Linked DNA regions of Homo sapiens: region 1 is linked to region 2. The links are chromatin loops, found by intact Hi-C in ENCODE. Cell type or tissue: CD4-positive, alpha-beta T cell. All regions are shown on one strand. Each heading gives the region's core, and the rest is flanking DNA. Links, peaks and the distances in the headings are about the cores only.

Region 1 (5,360 bases), core at 215-5,214, 110 kb after region 2:
TCCTGACCTCAAGTAATCCGCCCGCCTCGGCCTCCCAAAGTGCTGGGATTACAGGCTTGAGCCACCATGCCCGGCTTTTTAGTTTTATTTTTGTAGAGACAGGGTCTCGCTATGTTGCCCAGGCTGGCCTCGGCAACATAGCAATGCTCAAGCCATCCTACTGCCTCAGCCTCCTGAGTAGCTGGGACTACAGGCACACAAAACATGCCTGGCTCCATGCTCCAGATTTCTTGTATGTTTTATCTCATGTATCTTTCATAGTCACTTGAGAAAGTATGATTATCCCCATTTGCAGATAAGCAAATTGAGTCTCAGAGATGTTAAGTAACTTGCCACTCAGCAAGTGATGGAAGCTGGGGATTCCTAGCAGAGCTGGGAGGAGGAGGTTTCAGGAGGCTGGTCAGCGGACACATGGCTTGTGCATACTTATGCATACCTTCTCCCCAGCCCAGTTCTCTCTCTTCTGTCTTCCCTCCTCTGCAGGTACTTCAGGTCATGCCTTCTGACAGCTTCTTTTTTTCCATTGTCCGAGACCCAGCGGCTCTGGCTCGCTCTGCCTTCTCCTACTATAAATCCACCTCATCAGCCTTCCGCAAGTCACCATCTTTGGCTGCCTTCCTGGCCAATCCTCGAGGCTTCTACAGGCCTGGGGCCCGTGGGGACCACTACGCTCGCAACTTACTATGGTTTGACTTTGGCCTGCCCTTTCCCCCAGAGAAGAGGGCCAAGAGAGGGAATATTCATCCCCCCAGAGACCCCAACCCCCCACAGCTGCAGGTCTTGCCTTCTGGTGCTGGCCCTCGAGCCCAAACCCTCAATCCCAATGCCCTCATCCATCCTGTTTCCACTGTTACTGATCATCGCAGCCAGATATCAAGCCCTGCCTCTTTCGATTTGGGGTCTTCATCCTTCATCCAGTGGGGTCTGGCATGGCTGGACTCTGTCTTTGACCTGGTCATGGTGGCTGAGTACTTCGATGAGTCATTGGTTCTGCTGGCAGATGCCCTGTGCTGGGGTCTAGATGACGTGGTGGGCTTCATGCACAATGCCCAGGCTGGACATAAGCAGGGCCTCAGCACTGTCAGCAACAGTGGACTGACTGCGGAGGACCGGCAGCTGACTGCACGGGCCCGAGCCTGGAACAACCTGGACTGGGCTCTCTATGTCCACTTCAACCGCAGTCTCTGGGCACGGATAGAGAAATACGGCCAGGGCCGGCTGCAGACAGCTGTGGCCGAGCTCCGGGCTCGCCGAGAGGCCCTAGCGAAACATTGTCTGGTAGGGGGTGAGGCTTCTGACCCCAAATACATCACTGATCGCCGGTTCCGCCCCTTCCAGTTTGGGTCAGCTAAGGTTTTGGGCTATATACTTCGGAGTGGATTGAGCCCCCAAGACCAAGAGGAATGTGAGCGCCTAGCTACCCCTGAGCTCCAGTACAAGGACAAGCTGGATGCCAAGCAGTTCCCCCCTACCGTCTCACTGCCCCTCAAGACTTCAAGGCCACTCTCCCCATAAACATCAGACTACAGATTTAGGTGGAAGAGCAGCCATGTTTGAAGGGCACATGTGATGAGTGGGGGGCAGCAAGATGCCATTTCTGCATCTCCCAGAAGGGATGAGTCTTTGTCCCGATGCAAGCCCCCTCTTCGCTGGGCTCCCAGCAGTGCTTCCCTCCTCCACCCTCCACTCATTTTGTTCTTTCCCCCCAACTTTTTTTTTTTTTGAAACGGAGTCTTGCTCTGTCCCCCAGGCTGGAGTGCAGTGGCATGATCTCGGCTCACTGCAACCTCTGCCTCCCAGGTTCAAGCGATTCTCCTGCCTCAGCCTCCAGAGTAGCTAGGATTACAGATACGTGCCACCATACCCGGCTAATTTTTATATTTTTAGAGACAGGGATTCAACATGTTGGTTAGGCTGGTCTTGAACTCCTCACCTCAGGTGATCCACATGACTCTGCCTCCCAAAGTGCTGCCATTACAGGCGTGAGCCACTAGGCCTGACCTCCCCTTCCCCTTTCCTGCCCCAAGGCAGATCCACATCACCGAAGCTCCCTAGAGGGGCAAAAGATGGAGTGAGCCACAGGAAGTTTGGGGCGTGGTGAGTTGGAATGATACGTCCATTTCTCTATGAAATATTTGCTACTAGACTGTTCATTTCTCTCTGACATGTTTGTTGAATGAATAAATAATTTGAAACTTCTACTTGATTTATGGAGGGTGGAAAGGGGAGGGATGGAGAATCTTCCTGGGAGAAGTGGGGTTGGAAGGGTTGTTTTTTTTTTTTTTTCCGAGACAAGATCTCACTCTGTCACCTAGGCTGCAGTCCAGTGTCCCAATCATAGCTCACTTCAGCCTCAAACTCCTGGGCTCAAAGGATCCTCCTGCCTAGGCCTTCTAAGTAGCTGGGAATACAGGCGCGCGCCACCGCGCCCGGATAATTTTTAAATTTTTTGCAGAGAGGAGTTCTTGCTATGTTGGCCAGGGTGGTCTTGAACTCCTGGCCTCAAGCGATCCTGCCGCCTCGGCCTCCCACAGTGCTGGGATTACTGGCGTGAGCCAACCCGCCTGGCCGACGAGGTCTTCCATTTCTTTTCCAAGAAGCCTGGCCGCAGCCCCCGCCTGCATTCTCGCAGCCTCAGAGCAGCGGGACCCCGCCCCCTCCTCCACGGTCCGGGCACCCGCAGATTCCGGGGCCTCGGCGGCCACGCCCCCTCCCTTCCGCTTCCTGTTTCTCTCCAGTCATTCGGCTCAGTACCCCGGTTCCGGCGCTGCCGGGTCTCGGTTCGGGTTCGTTGCCCCGGTGCCGGGACCGGGCCGGTCTCTCCGGCCGCCCCAGCCGGGCGCAGCAGCCGGAGGTGTCGGGACCCTCTGGACCCACCCTAGCGGGCCCCGCCGGCGGTCGGCCTCCGGTCCGGGCTCCCAGTCGCGCCGTCCTCGCCGCCCCATGGAGTCCCAGTGCGACTACTCGATGTACTTCCCGGCCGTGCCGCTGCCGCCGCGCGCGGAGCTGGCAGGGGATCCGGGCCGGTACCGGGCGCTGCCCCGGCGCAACCATCTGTACTTGGGGGAGACTGTCCGTTTTCTGCTGGTGTTGCGCTGCCGGGGCGGTGCGGGGTCCGGCACCGGGGGCGGCCCGGGCTTGGGCTCCAGAGGAGCCTGGGCAGAACTGGCAACCGCCCTGGCCGCCCTGGCCTCGGTCAGCGCCGGAGGCGGGATGCCGGGGGGCGGCGGCGCCGGCGACCAGGATTCGGAGCCCCCAGGGGGAGGGGATCCTGGGGGTGGGGGTTTGTTCCGAGGCTGCAGCCCCCTTCTCACCCACGGCCCGGGCCCTGCTACCTCAGGGGGAGCGACCACGGTGAGGAGCTTTGGGGGACCTGGCACAGGACGGAGGGGCGGTTTGCTGGGGGCCTGAGGCAGGAGGCAGATGAACTGCCGGTCTTAAAGGGAAAGGCTGCAGGCTGCCTCTGACTTGCTCCTGACCTCTTCACCCCTTTCCCAACCCCAGCTGCCTGTGGAGGAACCGATTGTGTCCACAGATGAGGTCATCTTCCCACTCACCGTTTCACTGGATAGACTGCCCCCAGGGACACCTAAGGCCAAGGTAAGATGAGCAAGAGTGGAGCTATTGTCCTAATTCAGACACCTTTTCCGGGCTCAGCCATCTGTCTTTCCTCTTGACAGATTGTAGTGACTGTGTGGAAGCGGGAGATTGAGGCACCAGAGGTCAGAGATCAAGGCTACCTGCGATTGCTGCAGACCCGATCTCCTGGGGAGACATTCCGGGGCGAGCAGAGCGCTTTCAAGGCCCAAGGTGGGCAGGGCAGCGCAGAGGCAAAGGGCTAGAGTCTGGGAATTGGGGGACAGAGGGGAGGGGTCACACTGGAAAGTGGCTAATGGGCTCTGAGAAGAGGAAGGTGAGAATTCTGGGTTGGAGGTGAGGTCAGCCTCCAGACCATCACTTCTTGCCCCCACCCCCTCCCGCAGTGAGCACGCTGCTGACTCTGCTGCCCCCTCCGGTTCTGAGATGCCGGCAGTTCACTGTGGCTGGAAAACACTTGACCGTGCTCAAGGGTAAGCAGGGCTGCCGGCTCCAGCCTCCGGGAGCAACAAGGGAACTGATTGGATGCAGTTCCTCTGGGCAGGCTGGTGGGGTAGGTCCGGTTTTTTCTGGGTAAAGGTGGGGCCTGAGGGGTCCAGCTATTCTGAGCCAAGCTGGTCCTCTCCCACAGTGCTGAACAGCTCCTCTCAGGAGGAAATCTCCATCTGGGATATCCGAATCCTCCCCAACTTCAACGCCAGTTATCTACCTGTCATGCCCGATGGCTCTGTGCTGCTGGTGGACAATGTCTGGTGAGGTCCTGGGAGGGGCGAGGCTGTGAAGTGGTGGGGATGGCTTCAGGGGCTGAGCTCTGGCATGGGGAGACCATGCCTTGTCCTCTTTTCTGAGCTAGTCACCAGTCTGGGGAAGTCTCCATGGGCTCCTTCTGCCGCCTACCCGGGACCTCTGGCTGCTTCCCCTGCCCGCTGAATGCCCTGGAGGAACACAACTTCCTGTTTCAGCTGAGAGGGGGTGAGCAGCCCCCTCCAGGGGCCAAGGAGGTGAGCATAAGGGGCTGGTGTGTTCAAAGAAAAGTGATAAGGCAGTGGGAGGGAAAGACCAGGCAGCTGACTCAAGATGGGAGGGGCACTCTTAATACCTGTGCCAACCCCCTTTGTCCCTCCTGCAGGGCCTGGAAGTTCCCCTGATTGCTGTGGTTCAGTGGTCTACCCCAAAGCTGCCCTTCACTCAGAGCATCTACACCCACTACCGGTGAGTGTGGATCCTGGAGGAATCGTGGCGTTCGCCTTTGTGGCCTGACACACACAGCCAGCATCCCTCTCTCACCACTCCTAGCCTGCCCAGTGTCCGCTTGGACCGCCCGTGTTTTGTGATGACCGCTTCTTGTAAGTCCCCTGTTCGGACCTACGAGCGTTTCACTGTCACCTACACGCTGCTTAACAATCTCCAAGACTTCCTTGCTGTGAGGCTCGTGTGGACCCCAGAGCATGCACAGGCTGGTAGGTCAGCTGCCAGGTAGGAATTTGGTCCCCAGGGAGGGGAAGAGAAAGGAAAAAGTCAGGGAGGCAGGACAGTGAAAACAGCCAAATTTGGTGCCAGCCCCATCACAGGAGGCGACTTGTGGCAGGTGGCTTCCGCCCTGTACCTGGGTGGTCTCCCCAGTGTCCTAGATGGAGAGTTTAGAGAGGCAGTGGGGCAGAGTGACTTTCAGGGCATAGACACTGGAGCTGCACTCGCTGGTGTGAACTCTACTTCTCTCCTTTACTAGCTGTGTGACCTTGAATAAGTTACTTAACCTCTCT
Region 2 (5,360 bases), core at 308-5,307:
TCATCTTTCTTTTCTTTCTTTCTTTCATCTTTCTTTTCTTTCTTTGGCTTTTCATTTCTTTCTTTTGTCTTTCTTTTCTTTCATTCTTTCTTTTTGACAGGGTCCTGCCTGGCTGCCCAGACAACAGTGCAGTGGTGCTATCACAGCTCACTGCAGCCTTGAACTCCTCAGTTCCAGTGATTCTCCTGCCTCAGCCTCCCAAGTAGTTGGGACAACAGGCATGTGCCACCATCCCCAGCTTTTTTTTTTTTTTTTTTAATGTTTTAAGACAGGATCTTGCTAGTCACAAACTCCTGGTCTCAAGCAATCCTCCCATCTCAGCCTCCCAAGTTGTTGGGATTACAGGCATGAGCCACCGTGCTTAGAGGCATAAGCCACTGCACCGGGCTATTTTGTCATTTTTCTCCACTAAGTGTGAGCTATGTAGTATATAGTAATTGTTACCAGACAAATCCCTGCTGCCTTCTCTGAAATCCCATCCATGCACCTTTTGCTCACTTCTGAACCTGAGCCATACACAGGTGTGATGTGCCTGCATCTTAGCCACAGGGAGGCTGCAGAAGCTCACCTTGTGAAGACAGGGCTTGTGACATGGGAAATCATCAAAATCTATGCTGGGTGGCCGCCATGCACAGAAGGCCACTAGGTCAGACGAAGTGTGGACTAACAGTAGCCTGTAACAGAAGGGACCTCCCCTCATCGCACCCTGCCCCATCATGATTTGAACCTCTCTAGAACCTGCCATGTTGAATTGGGTGCTGACTTCACTCTGCTTTTTTTTTTTTTTTTTTTTTTTTTGAGACAGAGTCTCACTCTGTTGCCCAGGCTGGAGTGCAGTGGCATGATCTCGGCTCACTGCAACCTCTGCCTCCCAGGTTTAAGCAATTCTCCTGCCTCAGCCTCCTAAATAGCTGGGATTATAGGTGCCCGCCACAACACCAAGCTAATTTTTTTGTATTTTTAGTGGAGGTGGGGTTTGGTTTCACCATGTTGGCCAGGCTGGTCTCAAACTCCTGAACTCAAGTGATCCGCCTGCCTCGACCTCCCAAAGTGCTGCCAAAATATTAGCATTTTGGCCAGGCACAGTGGTTCACATCTGTAATCCCAGCACTCTGTGAGGCTGAGGCAGGCAGATCACCTGAGGTCAGGAGTTCGAGACAAGCCTGGTCAACATGGTGAAACCCCGTCTCTACCAAAAATACAAAAATTAGCTGGGCATGATGATGCGCACTTGTACTCAGGAGGCTGAGGCAGGAGAATCGCTTGAATCCGGGAGGCAGAGGTTGCAATGAGCCAAGATCGTGCTGCTGCACTCCAGCCTGGGCGAGGGAGCAAGACTCCATTTCAAAAAAAAAAAAAAAAGGCCGGTGTGGGGGCTCATGCCTGTAATCCCAACACTTTGGAGGCCGAGGCGGGCAGATCACTTGAGGTCAGGGGTTCCAGACTAGCCTGGCCAACACAGTGAAACCCTGTCTCTGCTATAAAAAAATTAGCTGGGCGTGGTAGCGCATGCCTGTAATCTCAGCTACTCAGGAGGCTGAGGCAGGAGAATCACTTGAACACAGGAGGCAGAGGTTGCAGTGAGCCAAGATTGCGCCACTGTACTCCAGCCTGGGTGACACAGTGAGACTCCATCTCAGAAAAAAAAAAAAGTGTTTCAACATATAATCAATATTTTTAAATTATTAATAAAATAAAGTTTTTTCATAATAATCTTTGCAATCCAGGGTTCATTTTACACGATAGCACATCTCAGTTTGGATGCTCAATTTTCATTCACAATACTCGATCTGTATTTAGAGTTCATAGATTTACATAAGTAAATCGTTTCAAAGTCCTGTGACCAACTTGTCTTCCTGGAGAGTGTCCTGGTTTCGAAAATGAAAGTCTTACATCTTGAAATTCTCCTTGGTCCCAGGAAAATCAGGGCAGTTGGTCAACCTCTTCCAAACATACTTGGAGATTTTTCTTTCTTTTTTTTTTTTGTTTCTTTGAGACATAGTCTCACTCACTCTGTCGCCCAGGCTGGAGTGCAGTGTCGCCATCTTGGCTTACTGCAACTGCCATCTCCCAGGTTGAGGTGATTCTCCTGCCTCAGCCTCCCTAGTAGCTGGGATTACAGGCACATGCGACCGTTCCCAGCTAATTTTTTTGTAATTTTAGTAGAGACGGGATCTCACCATGTTGACCAGGTTAGTCTTGAACTCTTGACCTCAAGTGATCTGCCCAACTCAAGCCTCTCAACATGCTGGGATGATAGGCGTGAGCCACTGCACCCAGCTGGGTTTTGTTTTTTGGTTTGTACTGTGTTTGTTTTGTTTCTTCGAGATGAACTCTCACTCTATTGCCTAGGCTGGAGTCAGTGGTGCAATCTCAGCTCACTGCAACCTCCGCCTCCCAGGTTCAAGCGATTCTCCTGCCTCAGCCTCCTGAGTAGCTGAGATTACAGTCACTCACCAGCATGCCCTGCTAACTTTTGTATTTTTAGTAGAGGCAGGGTTTCACCACGTTGACCAGGCTGGTCTCAAATTTCTGACATCAGGCGATCCACCTGCCTCAGCCTCCCGAAGGCTTCTGTCCTTCAACCGCGCGCCCTCACTCCCTTGCTACGAACTCCCATTCATCCTTCAAAACCCAGCCTGAGTGTCCCCCTCCCCCCAGGTCACCCCCTTTGACCTGTCAATCCCCTCCCTCCGGGTCCCCAGCAAGCTTTTTGGTTTGGCTTCTCTGCACTCTCATGACCGATTGCCCTACATCTTGGCGCTCCCAGACTCGGGCCTTCTCCAGCACCGGAGTCGTCTGGTTTGCTCGCTTTACACTCCAAGCGCCTAGTACCGAGCCTGAGTGGGTGCCAGAGGGCGCGCCTAGGCTCAGGCTGGCTCCACCCGCCCCGTGCCTCCCCTCGGCCTTCCCCGTGGTCCTGAGGGTGCCCGCTCTCCTGCATTTCCCGTGCATCGGGCTGCCGGTAGCTCCGGCCGCCCGGCGGCGGCAGCAGCAGCAGCAGCACCGGGAGAGCCCCGCAGGCGGACTACAAGTCCTGGCAGGCCGCGCGCGGACCGCGCATGCGCAGTGGGGACCGGCGTTTGAGTGGCAAGTTGTTTGTTACAGCGAACACCAGCTGCTCCCCGCGCCGGCACCCGCGCGCCGCTGCTCCGCCGGCGCTGCCTCCCTCGACCCGTGGCTCCCCCTCGCAACTTGGCGGGCCTCCTCCCTTTTGTCCGGCCCGGTCCGGCCGCCGCCGCCCCCCGCGCCTGGCGCCGAGCTCCCGGGTCCCCGGGCCGGCTGTCGGTGCCGGCAGGGCGCGGAGGGGGCGGGGGCCGCGGCTCGTCCCCCAGCGGATGAGCTGCCGCGGACGGGGCGCGGGCGGACGATGGAACTCCACATCCTGGAGCACCGGCTGCAAGTTGCCAGCGTCGCCAAGGAGAGTATCCCGCTGTTCACCTACGGGCCTGATCAAACTTGCCTTCCTGTTCTCCAAGACCAGGTAAGCGCGCGGGGACGCGGCGCCTGCCGGGGACAGACAAAGGGGGCGCACCCCGGGCCGCTGTCCTCGCCGCCGCGCCTCGGAAGACAACTTCGGGCCCCGGGAGCGCCCCCGCCCCGCCCCCGCCGCCGCTTCGCTCGCGTCTGACAAAGCCGGAGCCGCAGGGTCCTGGCTCCCGGACCCCTCGCAACCCTCCACCCCTCGGTGCGCCACCCCCCACCTCTGTCGTCCCCCCCATCTCCCACCCCCTCCCCCATCGCAGCCCCCTTCCCGAAATCCGGGGGGCTGGGGCGGCTGCAGTGACGGATCCGTGAATGGATGAAGGAACGAACGAATGAATGAATGAAAAACAGGTGTGGGGACGAGGCCGTGGAAAAAACAAACGCCCCCATACCCCCATCCCTCGGTTGGGCCGGCCCCCGTCGCCACGGCGTGGGGAGGGATTCCGCTGAGCGCGGTTACCCAGAGCAGAAAATCATAAAATCATTAGTGGGTGTTTATCTCAAGGTGCCTACGAGGCTTGCTGCGGACGGCCTGGAATTGGGGGGGAAACGGGGGGTAGGCGAGGGCCAGGGAGGGGCTACAGAGGACGTGATTCTTTCTCCTTGGGGTCCTGGAAAGGGGGTGGGGGGATGTTTTGCCCAACCGTAGAAGGGGAGGAGCAGGCATGTTTATGCATCTGCCTTGAGGCTGGGCTTGGATGCTGCTGGGGGAAAAATAGTTGAAGGCCTTGGAAGGTAACAGATGGAATCACACACACACACACACAGACACTCACTCTCTCTCTCACTTGGATTTTCCCTATGCCAGGTAAGGGTTTGACATTGTGAGCCCCGGTGGGTGCTTGCATTAGGGTTTTGTTGTTGTTGTTTAAGGACCCTGAGCCGAGGGGAGTGTGAGTGCCAGCTAGCTGCTGTAACTTAAGTCTCATTTGCCCACGATTGTGACTGTTAAAAAGGAATGATAAAGTTGTTACTGGTTGGTTTTTCGCGGTTTGGGGCGGTGGTGGCTCTCCCTCACTGCAAAATGAATGAATACGTTTCGGGTCAAGGTTAGCGTGAAAATGACAGCCCCTGTAGGCTGCCCCCTTTGGCACTGAGCTCAAGGGACACAGGGAAATAATTCCATCCCAGCCTGTTATCTGCCTGTGAAAAGTTCTGGCTTGGAAATCTCACTTTGATGTGTGTGTCTGAGCCGGGTGCTCAGTCCGGCTATTGTTTGCGAGATGGAGCCAGACCTGCCGGTGGCATCTTGTTTACTTTCTTCTCCGGCTGCTCAGTAGGGGATGGAGATTTGAAATAGTCGCCAAGCCTCTGCCACGGAGCCTGTGCTCCCCGTTGATTGCAAAGGGTAATGATTAAACAGGTCATTTGAAAACAAAAGCCAACAGCTCGGATTCTGAACCGCGCCCCCACCCCTCACACAAAGCCCCCTCTGGCTGTTGACACCTTCAGATCCTGCTTCTGCCTGCCCTCTGCCCCCCACTCCCTAGCCGGGCTGGACGTTCCAAGGCTTGGAGGTAACAGAACAGCCTTGTTTTTCCAAGTCTTGGCCCTCAGCCCTGGGCAGCCCCCTGGCTGATTTCTCGGCCACCATTCAAATGAGGATGATGACTCAGGCTGCGGCTGTGCACAGGGCCTGGGTGCTGGAAGGAGGGGGCATTTGGGGGCTTCTTAGAAAGGCAGCAAAGGGCAGGGTCCCTCAGCCCCTTTCCCTTGGTGGAGAGACTGGCCTTCTTCCAGCCCCCAACTCAGGGTCCCCTTTGGGTACTCATGGATAGGCGTGTCTCTGGGGTCAAGCCCCCCTGCTGGCCTCTGGGAACACAAGAAAACCTGTCCCTCAGTGGGTCCCCCTTCCTCCCTCCTGCAGAAAGCAG

What was found. Peaks named below come from ENCODE experiments on the same cell type or tissue, not always from the same donor. Only the 100,000 strongest peaks of a DNase experiment are listed, where the experiment ranks them.
Region 1: a loop joins it to region 2, with 2.5 times the contacts of the local background. A loop is called at or near these places in 4 of 110 quality-filtered maps.

Annotation. Positions count from the first base shown.
Region 1 is chr7:100,156,083-100,161,442 of GRCh38, reverse strand. It overlaps TRAPPC14 (trafficking protein particle complex subunit 14), which reads left to right and starts at 2,720. Exons shown (of 11, transcript NM_018275.5): 1 at 2,720-3,354; 2 at 3,505-3,600; 3 at 3,681-3,810; 4 at 3,984-4,070; 5 at 4,229-4,349; 6 at 4,451-4,598; 7 at 4,727-4,809; 8 at 4,894-5,057. The coding sequence starts at 2,944. GAL3ST4 (galactose-3-O-sulfotransferase 4) reads left to right here. Exons shown (of 4, transcript NM_024637.5): 4 at 484-2,199. The coding sequence ends at 1,515. MIR4658 (microRNA 4658) reads left to right here and starts at 4,774; the gene lies at 4,774-4,838. RefSeq lists an enhancer at 640-1,139 and silencers at 2,586-3,225, 3,256-3,405, 3,437-3,613. In CD4-positive, alpha-beta T cell, for the core only: no CTCF peak of the experiment used is centred there; DNase peaks (open chromatin) are centred at 1,992, 2,682, 3,482 and 4,712; H3K4me3 peaks cover 2,494 bases; H3K27ac peaks cover 1,799 bases.
Region 2 is chr7:100,269,962-100,275,321 of GRCh38, reverse strand. It overlaps the pseudogene CASTOR3P. Among named protein-coding and RNA genes, the nearest start is that of SPDYE3, 35 kb to the left of the region's middle. RefSeq lists silencers at 2,807-2,896, 3,177-3,496, 3,557-3,606 and an enhancer at 4,475-4,996. In CD4-positive, alpha-beta T cell, for the core only: no CTCF peak of the experiment used is centred there; a DNase peak (open chromatin) is centred at 3,041; H3K4me3 peaks cover 1,455 bases.